Regions from separate parts of the Homo sapiens genome. Here region 1 is linked to region 2. The links are chromatin loops, found by intact Hi-C in ENCODE. Cell type or tissue: Caco-2. All regions are shown on one strand. Links, peaks and the distances in the headings refer to the core of each region. The heading gives the core; the rest is flanking DNA. Region 1 overlaps TMEM144 (transmembrane protein 144). Region 2 has its middle 88 kb from the start of TMEM144.

Evidence for each region. A loop is a pair of places that touch in the nucleus more often than their neighbours do. Peaks named below come from ENCODE experiments on the same cell type or tissue, not always from the same donor. Only the 100,000 strongest peaks of a DNase experiment are listed, where the experiment ranks them.
Region 1: it touches region 2 in a loop (3-fold over the local background); 1 of 110 quality-filtered maps calls a loop at or near these places.

The regions. Positions count from the first base shown.
Region 1 is chr4:158,240,515-158,245,904 of GRCh38, forward strand. It overlaps TMEM144 (transmembrane protein 144), which reads left to right. Exons shown (of 13, transcript NM_018342.5): 11 at 995-1,092; 12 at 3,782-3,835. Among named protein-coding and RNA genes, the nearest start is that of TMEM144, 33 kb to the left of the region's middle. RefSeq lists an enhancer at 4,351-4,852. In Caco-2, for the core only: no CTCF peak of the experiment used is centred there; no DNase peak of the experiment used is centred there.
Region 2 is chr4:158,295,843-158,301,232 of GRCh38, forward strand. No RefSeq gene overlaps it. Among named protein-coding and RNA genes, the nearest start is that of TMEM144, 88 kb to the left of the region's middle. In Caco-2, for the core only: no CTCF peak of the experiment used is centred there; DNase peaks (open chromatin) are centred at 2,969 and 3,699.

The DNA of each region.
Region 1 (5,390 bases), core at 129-5,128, 55 kb before region 2:
TGTGTGTATATGTGGTGTGTGTGTGTTGTGTGTGTGTGTGTGTGCATGTTCATTCCCCCTAATTACTTTTGCCCAGTTCACCACCAAATATGAAGTATTTTAAATCCTTGAAACTGAATATGCAATGTTGGCCATTATTACAGAACCTAAAACTTAAACAATAAATCTACTAATAAGATATTTTCCTGTGCCAAACATCTTCTGTATTGATCATCATTCTTTACTATTTCTTTTTCACTATCTAAAGGTTCATATATCAACAAATAGGAATATGCAGTAACTTGGGAAAACAGTTTCTACAAAATGTAAGAAGAGATCGTGATGACTTCAAAAAAGACATATGTTAAACATACATGCTTTTGGATTTAATTCATTAGGCATTGATCTTTTTTAAAAATCTCATTTAGGAGTTTATTATGATTCAATTTGGAATGTAGGTCCACAAGTAAAATTTTTTAAAGGCAAAAATAAAGCATAAGTCAGAGACTTGTTCTGAATGCCTAACAGATTTATGCTAAAGAATGCCACCGTGTAGAAAATGCTAGAATACTGAATGCCTAGCTAAAGTGCTGTGAAAGTTTTAGCTGGTAGTTTTACTTAAATACTACAGGTTTTTTTTTTTTCTTAGCCGTAGCATCACTCTGATCCACTTTATTAATATCTATGGTTTACGGTAAATGGTATTTGCAGATAATGTTCGGGTTCAGTATGTCCCCTAGTCCCCTTTTCATCACCCAGTCTCTACCTCTTTTACTACTATGGGTACTTTAATGCTGATAATGTGAAAGCATTGATCACTCTACCCATAGCAGGCAAGAGTAGAGAAATTACTTGCTCTAAAATAACAATAAAACACAGCTCAAAATTCCATGTTGGCCAACAACATTGATTAGAATGCATTTATATGTGCACTTTGATATTCCTGTTGTAGCTCAGTGTGAGTTCTTCAGGAGGGGAACATGGTCTGCAAATGTGTGTTGTCTTTGTATTTCAGGATTCCTGTCAGGAGTACTTTGGGCTATAGCTACCTGCTGTTGGTTCATAGCAAATCACTCTCTGAGTGCTGTGGTCAGTTTTCCAATAATCACTGCTGTAAGTAGCTGAACTGGTTTTCCTAATTTTCATTTTATAAATGTAAACCCAATTTTTCTGAAGCACTCTTAGGGCATCGCTAAAGACTGTCATGGAGTTTGATTTTTTAGGAATACAATTAATGGATTCAGATAGATAAACTGACCCTCTTGAATCTTCATGTGCTTGATTGCTAAGGAACATTTCTCACCTCATTTTAGCAGGGCTGTTACTCCTTAATCTTTAATATCCTTGCAGTTTTTGGTTTGATTGGTTTATCTAATGTAATTTTAGCGACATTGTAATTTGCTATTGATAACTATTATTCTCTCCTTATATAAAAGTTTATAAATATGGGACCTCTTAAAGGGAACATTGAAAAACAAACAAACAATATCCTTCACAAAACTTTTATAGTAGACAGAGAGTTGGTTTTTCTACCATTGTTTCTTGTTTTGAGTTAGAATAAAGACTGAGGACAAAATGAAAGCCTAATTCAAAGGAAATAAACCACTGAAGTAGGTGAGTGTGGGCAGAGGATCAGTGAAAGTGGTCACTGTGGCTTTTGGCAACCTGCCCATCACAGAGATTATTCTTGAAAAACTGTAATGGAAGCAAAGCCTTCTCACTCACCAGGCATAACTTTCTTACCTTGTGCGCTTGGTGCTTGTTATCTGGGAAGGACAGGTATTTGGAATTGGTGAGGGAGTAGGTCCCTATTGCTACCAGGCCCTTGCTTGGTTTTATTTTAGTCACTTTATCCAAGGACAACCTTATCTACACACAGAAGAGTTAGTCCCTACCCTCAACAATCTTACATTCTTCATTATTTTATTTTTTTGGTAGGGCTAGATTTTTAAAACTTTTTTAAACTTAAAATGTCAAACGAACCTATCACCTAGTTTCAACAATTATGAATATGGTCAATCAATTTTATCAGAATACATTTTAAATATCCCAGCAGTGCTGTTCTTCTCAGGTATACATATTCCCATAGTTATATATCCAGTGGTAACTAGACTGAGTTCCTTGAAAGTAGTATCCACTTTGTTTATTAGCAAATAACATTCCATTAAAAAGCTAAAAAAAAAGAAAGAAAGAAAGAAAAAAGTCACCTAGCAGGGGCTGTTACCTCTGCTCCATGTCTTCCTTGATAATTCTAAACTGAATCAGCTTAATCTTAAGATAGGAGCGAGTTCACTTTGTTTTCAAAGGCTGATTTACACCTAACTTACATTAGTTTACAAAAGGAAAATATACAATCCAAATTACCAAAACTGTTGTATCTCCTATGAAGATGTCCTTCCTATTTGGCTCTCCTTGGCCTGAATCAAAGAGTCAGTACATACTTTGACCTATGCTTGCATTACTTTTACCAAAGCACCCTTCCTGTAACCACACTACTCACGATAACTCTTAGGCCATGCTTAAACTCATATTTAGAAAACAATCAGACAAGAATCTTCAAAGGTCAATGATACCTTGTGGTATTGTCCTGTACCATGTTCTCTGAAGGGAAATGGATTTTCAGATTAAAAATTCTTGAGTGATTAGCATAACATTAATATGGTATCCTCTGTTCTATTGTTTCCTCTCATTCTGTTGAAAGTCAGTGTGGGTTGCCTAAAAGACCCATATGCTTCTTGTTTGATTTGGATTTTGAGGCTTAGGAACTTACATCATTGATAAAAGGCAGTTCCTTTGACCTATTTCTCTGGCTCTTTTGATGTTGACTTTCCAGATACTGATAAACAGAGAGGAGTGTATTTTTTTTGTTTCACTTACATACCAAGAGTGGAATCAAACTTCATTGACTCAGTCCTTTTGTCAGTTGGAGTAGTGGTAGGGGAAAAACATTTTGGAATCTATTTGAAACTCTTCCAGAGTTTCTCGGAGTTTGAAGAGCAATCATAAAAATGCTGATACAATACACCTTCTCCACAAAGACCACACCTAGCCCGCATTCCAATTTTCTTCCTTCTCAGCTAAGAAGAATTACCACCAAACTTGAATAGCTTAAAGTTTATAAATTGCAGAACCATTCCTTTTTTTCACCTGTTTCTTCTCATTTCCTCTGTCCTGTATTATTTCATTCTTTTCTTTGTCTCCTGCCCAGAAACCCCTATTGTTTTTCCTTACACGTTTATTTTAATCTTCCCATAAACCTTTTTTTAGCATTCATTGGTGTTTAATGTTAGCCAGACTTGATTGCTCTGTAGTAATATCAGTTAAAAAAATTTTTAAAGCACGAGCTACTTCCACAAGTACATTATTTGTTAGGCCAAAAAGAATATGCCAAAATTTCTTCAGTTACAAGATTATCTCATGCCAAAGAAAGTTAGAAGCTTGTGCACACTTTTTCTTATTAATCCCATTTCTAGTATCCTAAGGAACTAGGCCAATGGAAAAAATAAGCTATGTGCTTATAAAAATAATTTATGTCAGATATATTAAAGTATTATGTGGCACAAAATATTATAGCATCATCAAAATAATCAAAATGAAGACCATGAAGAAAAGAAAATGAAAAAAAGTCTTCATTTTTTTTACTTAATATCACCTAAAGTTTAGCTTAGTGTGGAGTTAGGGTTGATATTATGGGTAGTTTTCCCTGAAAATATGTTTATACTGTCTCTAACTTACTATATTTATATAGAATCTAGTCATAGGTAAATATCCAATTTAATTAAAATTTATATTTTTATTTAAGGGTCCAGGATTTATAGCTGCAATGTGGGGTATCTTCATGTTTAAGGAAATAAAGGTATGTACAAGAAAGGGCAGACTTAGAAAATGGGAATGGGGTAGGCCGGGCGTGGTGGCTCACGCTTGTCCTGGCACTTTGGGAGGCCGAGGCAGGTGGATCGTGAGGTTAGGAGTTCAAGACCAGCCTGGCCGAGATGGTGAAACCCCGTCTCTACTAAAAATACAAAAAATTAGCTGGGTGTGGTGGTGTGCACCTGTAATCCCAGCTACTTGGGAGGCTGAGGCAGAGAATTGCTTGAACCCGGGAGGCGGAGGTTGCAGTGAGTCAAGATCACGCCACTGCCCTCCAGTCTGGGCAAAAGAGCGAGACTCCATCTCAAAAAAGAAAAGAAAATGGGAATGCATTCAGGTGAGTAAAGTATTTAATATGTTTGTGTTATTATCTGAAAACTGCCTGTGGTGCCTAGGTCCAGGGCCAACAACTCATGAATGGATTTGACAGATAAAATGTTCAGAATGTGATAATACCTAATTAGGAAAGAAAATACTAGAGCTATGATAATTATAATGTAACATCATGTCTCTCTCCACCCCATCTCCAATGGAAAAATGCTGTCGTTGACTTAAATTTCCCTGAAGTGATTTTAAATAACCCAGTGAAATATGAGAGAGGGAAATTTGTTTAAAATATGATAAACAAGATGAAAGATTTTTTTTTTATCCTAAAGGTTAAAGTATCCCCTGAGGTAAATCATCTTTGGGAATAGATGTTTATATTGGTTCCTATGTCTCCCAAAGACCTCCATGTCAAACCAGCAATTTTGTAGGAAAACAGCATGGTAACAGGAGGCTATTGCCATTTCCTTTTCAAATGTAAATGATGGGAATTTAAAATTGCATTCATCAAATAGTTCTAGTAAGAGTGTGTGTGTGTGTGTGTGTGTGTGTGTGTGTGTGTGTGTGTGTGTGTGTATGTATGTTTTCTTTAAAAATCACTTTGCCGAGCATGGTGGCATGCATCTATATTCCCAGCTACTCAGGAGGCTGAGGCAGCAGCATCACTTGAGCCCAGGAGTTTGATGTCAGCCTGGGCAATCACAACGACAACAAAAGGTACAGTCTCAAGAGTCCAACTGGGTTCAAATCCTGGCTCTGTCACATACTAGCTGTGTGACCTTGGCCAAGTTTCTTAACCTCTCTGTGTGTATAGTCCTTATCTGAAAATGGGGATAACCAACCAAGAGAGCTGAGAGAATATGAGTAAAGTGCTAAAAACACTACCAAGAACACAATAAATGCTCAGTTAATTTTGGGGGTGAGGGTCATATAACCTAGCCCAAACTGTCGATAGCAAAATAAAACAAGTTAGGAGCAGTGGCTCACACCTGTAATCCCAGCACTTGCGGGAGGATTGCTTGAGCCCAGGAGTTTGAGACCAGCCTAGGCAACATAGCAAAACCGCTATCTCTACAAAAACAATTTAAAAATTAGCCAGGTGTGGTGAGGAACACTTGTAGTCACAGCCACTCAGAAGGCTAAGGAGGGAGGATTCCTTGGGTTCAGGAGGTCAAGGCTGCAGCAAGCCATGATCATACCACTACACTCCAATCTGG
Region 2 (5,390 bases), core at 92-5,091:
ACTAAACAATTTCAACTTACCCAAAGACTAGCTAAACAAATTATCCTGCAATGCTCAGATTGCCAGCTCACAGGCACATCCCCCTCCTTCAACAGGTGTTAACCCTAGAGGACTAGAACCTAATCAGTTATGGCAAACAGATGTTACACACATCCCTGAATTTGGAAAACTAAGATATGTACATGTATCCATTGATACCAATTCTCACCTAGTTAGCACACATGCTTTTCCTGGAGAGTCCACTCAATATGTTATTAAACATCTTCTCTTAACTTTTGCTTTTATGGGGCAGCCCACAAAAATTAAAACTGATAATGATCTGGCTTATGCCAGCTCACAATTTCAACAATTTTGTCACACATGAAACATCCAACATTCCGGAGGCATCCCGTATAGCCCCCAAGGACAGGCCATATTAGAATGTGCCCACTCCACTCTTAAAAATATGCCCAGAAAACAAAAAAGGGGGAATATGAGTAAGGACCCTGCAACACTACTAGCACAAGCACTATTTATCCTTAATTTAAAAAATTTAGATGATACATTTCAATCAGCCATAGAAAAGCACTTTGCTAAAACTTCTCAAGACATAAAACCTGCAGATTTATGGAAAGATGTAAATAGTAATGTATGGTGTGGTCCAAATGATTTGCTAAAATGAGGAAGAGGATATGCTTGTGTTCACACCCCCTCAGGTCCTCTTTGGATTCCAGCACAATGCATCAAACCATACCATGGCGGGGCTAGGACCCAACCCGGTACCCGAAATGAAGGAGTTAACCCTACAAGACCCACAGCCCCGGACAATGTGGCTTCCACAGATGACACAAGCCCCAAACATCACCTGGGGGATGCTGAAGAAGATGACTTAGGAGGCTGAGCAAATCCTGCTCTGGACACAGACACCATTCACTCCAGATAATCTGTTCCTTGCTATGCTTTCTGTTGTACATCGCAACTCTTGTAGGACCTTTTTTATTCTCTCACTTTGCCTGCAACCTGTACCTGCTACACTCTATTAAGCCCATCTTCTAAATCCTCCTTTTTTCTGCCCTGTTACTTAGGCAGATACCCCCTTCCCAGCCTCTAATAACATAACTGTTTGGCTGGGAGGGATAGATTTACCCCCAGTGGGGTCCCTCATTAATGGCACACATTGGACTAAGGTGCCAGGTAACAGTACATATCACTCCACTATCTTCCCACTGTGTGTTAGTTATAAAAGTTCTAACCCTTACTGTGTACCTGCCCAAACACAATTATGGCTACATCATGGCAAAGGAAATGCCTTAACAGTCTTAGTTGCAGGTAGCCTCAAACTGGGCCACGCAATTAATGCCACTTTCCCAAACATTCCTCCCTGTGCTAAAGAACAAAGTCAGGAAAGTAATGGATTCCATTTTAGCTGGGAGGTCTGTCACGGGGACAAGCCCATAGTCCCCAGTTAGGCAATTATAACATCTTAGACTGGAGCCCCCACAGCCATTTGCAGGGCGATTGTACTGATGTCCACGTCTATCATGGCATCAATGACAGTTTCATAGCCACGTCCCATTCCCCTATAATTTGGGCCAATAAGGGAATGGGATATCCCAGACCCCACGTAAGGTCCATGCCACCCCAGTACAATTTATGGCACCTGGGACATCTTGGCACCTCCCTTAACACCTGGCATGGGACATATCATAATCCAGTCACAATAATACTATGACCTTTTTTCATAATCACACTGATCAGTGCCTGATTTACACTACCCATCCATATGTTTTCCTTATGTGAGCCAATATTTCTATTACACCCTAAAACTCCTCGTTTGTGACCCGAGTGCAGGGACAGGCTTGGTTCGCCTCTTGTATCACTAATTATAATATATCTAATTTAAATATTACTAGTGTCATGGTACTGAGGAGACAATCTGAGGTTTTCCTACTAGTCAATTTAACATGCAATTGGCAAGGTTCCTCTGCCCTTGCCACCTTAGAACATGCCCTATCCCAGATCAGACACAAAAGATTCAGTTACACTGATAGCCTTTATAGTCTCAGCCATAGTCATCCTAGCAACTGCTAGTGTTGCTATAGCCATCTATTACTGAATCAGTACAAACAGCTACTTTTGTAGATAACTTGGCCAGTAATGTGTCTAATGAACTTCTCTTACAGCAGGGTATAGATCAAAAGATTCTTGCACATCTGCAAGCCCTCAAGGCTTCCTTGGAATATGTGGGGGAGCGACAAGATGCGTTGGCATTTTGACAGCAATTAAACTGTGACTGGGAGCATAAGCATACCTGTGTCACTTCTCTACCTCGGAATCAATTGACACATAGTTGGGATGAGGTGAAACAACACCTCTGGGGAATCTTACAAGATAATTTAACAGCAGACATAAGGCAACTTAAAACTAGAATTTTGGAATCCCTAAATGCCGTAGATCTACACACCCAACAAACAGCCATATGGAAGGATGTGTGAGAACATCTCTCTTGGATAAAACCCCACTCCTGGTGGGGGTCACTCCTTGATTGGAAAAGAATGTTACTGATTATACTCATGTTTGTCTTATGTTATTTACTAATTCTAGGATGCAAAGCCACAACATGAGCAGTGACTTCTGCGCCAGACAAACCTGTTGCTGCACACATCTGTGCTCTTCAATTAACAAAACCTGATGCAAAAAACAACAACAACAACAAAAAAAAAAAAACAAACAGAAAAGGGGTAGATATAGAAGATCAGTCAGGCTGGTGCGAGAAATTATAAGAAAAAGATGCAAACCTTATTGGAAGGCCAGGAGGTTTTGCAAAAGCTTCAAAAGAGGATTTGGCTGAAGGCAGCTGAATTCTCTCAGGGTAGATAACAAGGAAGTGCAAGGGAATTGATTTAGATAAGTTAGTTTGCTTAGGCCTTGGAACCTGGCCTTTAATCATCCGCACACAGGACTGCTCTCTGGGGAATGGTGGGGTGGTGAGGGAGGGCGTGACCATGTTAATTACCCACAAGTTGTGTTGACTCAAAGCTTTTGTCATTAAATCTGTACTAAATAAATGCCCACAGCACCGGCTTGTCAGGGCTGTGGCTGCTGTGACTCTTTATGGCACCCTCCTCAGTGTCTGTGAGCCGCCTGGTCCCCTAGCCACCGGCCCAGGCAAAAAATCTGTGTCTGCATACATTTGTTCGTCTGTCGCTCCACCAGCGTCTGCAGGTCAGACCCTGCAGGCATGGTGGCTCATGCCTGTAATCCCAGCACTTTGGGAGGCCAAGGCAGGTGGATCATCTGAGGTCAGGAGTTTGAGACCAGCCTGCCCAACATGGTGAAACCCCATCTCTACTAAAAATACAAAAATTTAGCCAGGCGTGGCAATGTGGAACTGTAATCCCAGCTACTTGGGAGGCCGAGGCAGGAGAATCGCTTGAACCTGGAAGGTGGAGGTTTCAGTAAGCCAAGATCGTGCTATTGCACTCCAGCCTGGATGACAAGAGGGAAACTCTGTCTCACAAAACCAAACCAAACCAAACAAAACAAAAAAATACAGGCAAGCTCAGAGAGTACTGTAATAAATATTTCTCTATCCAACATGCAGAATGAACAAAGGTTAATGTGTAACTTTTGTTTCAGATGTTTTCATATAAAGTAGATGTAAGACTTGGTGAAAATAGGGTTATCTTGCAGCTGGACTGAAACAGCACTATGCTTATCTGCAGGGATGCACGGAAGTCTGGTATGACCCTTGGCCAAAGTAGGATTAGGTATACTAGTTAATGATTTATATTATGCTGTTTAAAAACTGAAACTCTTTTGGAAGGACTCTGTACTAACTAGCTTACTTAGTTTAAAAATATATAAATTACTGGTTTGCACCTAGTTTGACCAATTTTACAGCCTGGCTTTAGCTGTGTGGCTCGGAGTATATGAAAGACCTCTCTACATATTTATTTCCTGGGCTCCCCTAAAACTAGGATAGCCTGTGCATATCTTGATGGTTCATTATCTGAAGTTGACATATGCTGTGCAACTGAAAAAGGGCCCTAGGGCTGTGTCTGGTAGTTTTCAGACCTCCCTATGATTGCTTGCACTTTCTTTCTACGTTTGTGTTGAGCCGTATTTTTTACCTTTACCATCTGTTTGTTGTTGCTATATAGAAATGCAATTGCTTTTGGTACATTTATTTTGCATCCAAGAAAATTGACCAGCTCATAATTTCTAAAATAGAGCTACAAATCTTTGGGATTTTCTAACTACACGCACATATCATCAGTACATAATATTTTTTATTTTTAATCCCTGTTTTTTTTTATTGCACTGAATAGAAATTCCAGGAAAATGTTAAACAAAGTGACGTTAGCAGTTACTGTTGTCTTTTTCCTGTTGTTAAAAGGAATGCTTTCGATATGTCACCATTATTTATGGTGTTTACCTTTTAACAGATTAAGGAATTTCACTTTGTACTTGATTTTTGTTTGAGGTTTTGCTGTTCCTTTTTAATCTTAAATACTTCTTGTATTTTATAAATTCTTTTTCTGTATCAGAAATAATGACATGATTTTACTTTTTTATTCTTTTAGTATGGCAAATTACATTAATTTTCTAGTGTTAAACACCTTCTTGGGGAATAAGCTCAATTTGTTGTGCATATGTATATGTACACATACATACACACACATTGATTTATATATATTGCTACATTCAATGTATTAATATTTCTGTTTAATATTTTTGCATTTTAATAGACAATGTGACTTGTGATTTTCCCTCTTCCTAGTGTACTCAGTAATTATCAAGAGAATACTAAAATATATTTCAGGTGCTCCTCATTGCATCTGATGGTTTAGTGCCTATCCTCTGCTATTCTAGAATTCTACCATTTGCGTTGCGAGTCAGGAGCCTAGTTCTTTCTATAACAGCTCCAACCGTTCTCTCTAACAGAGAAAACAGCCATTACTGATGTAACCAATGATCCTCATGTCCCACTTCACAGTAGATTCTTACTGACTTTGTGAGCAGAATGTCCTCTAGGTCTTCCTGAGGAAAATATTAGCATTCCCAATTCTCTGAACCTATCCCTTCCTTCGCAACTGGCCACAACAGCTCTTTGCCTTTTCTTTGATTGCAGGTCATACCTCACAGGCTTCTGGGTGCCAATCTAGAAAGTATTACCACAGCTCATGCCTGAGTGTTAAAAACTGTGTCACATAGAATGCTCCCTATTGACAAACTTTCCTTTGTTTAGCAGAAGCCCTCAAGACAGTGTCATCCAACACAAGGTAACCATATTCTGCACTTCCTTTGTCCTACAATATTTCCTCCTTTGACAGCCCCATCACATCCCTCATCAAGATAAGCTGAGATTTGACTTGCTATGGTTTTGTTGGTCAGTGGTGAATATGAGG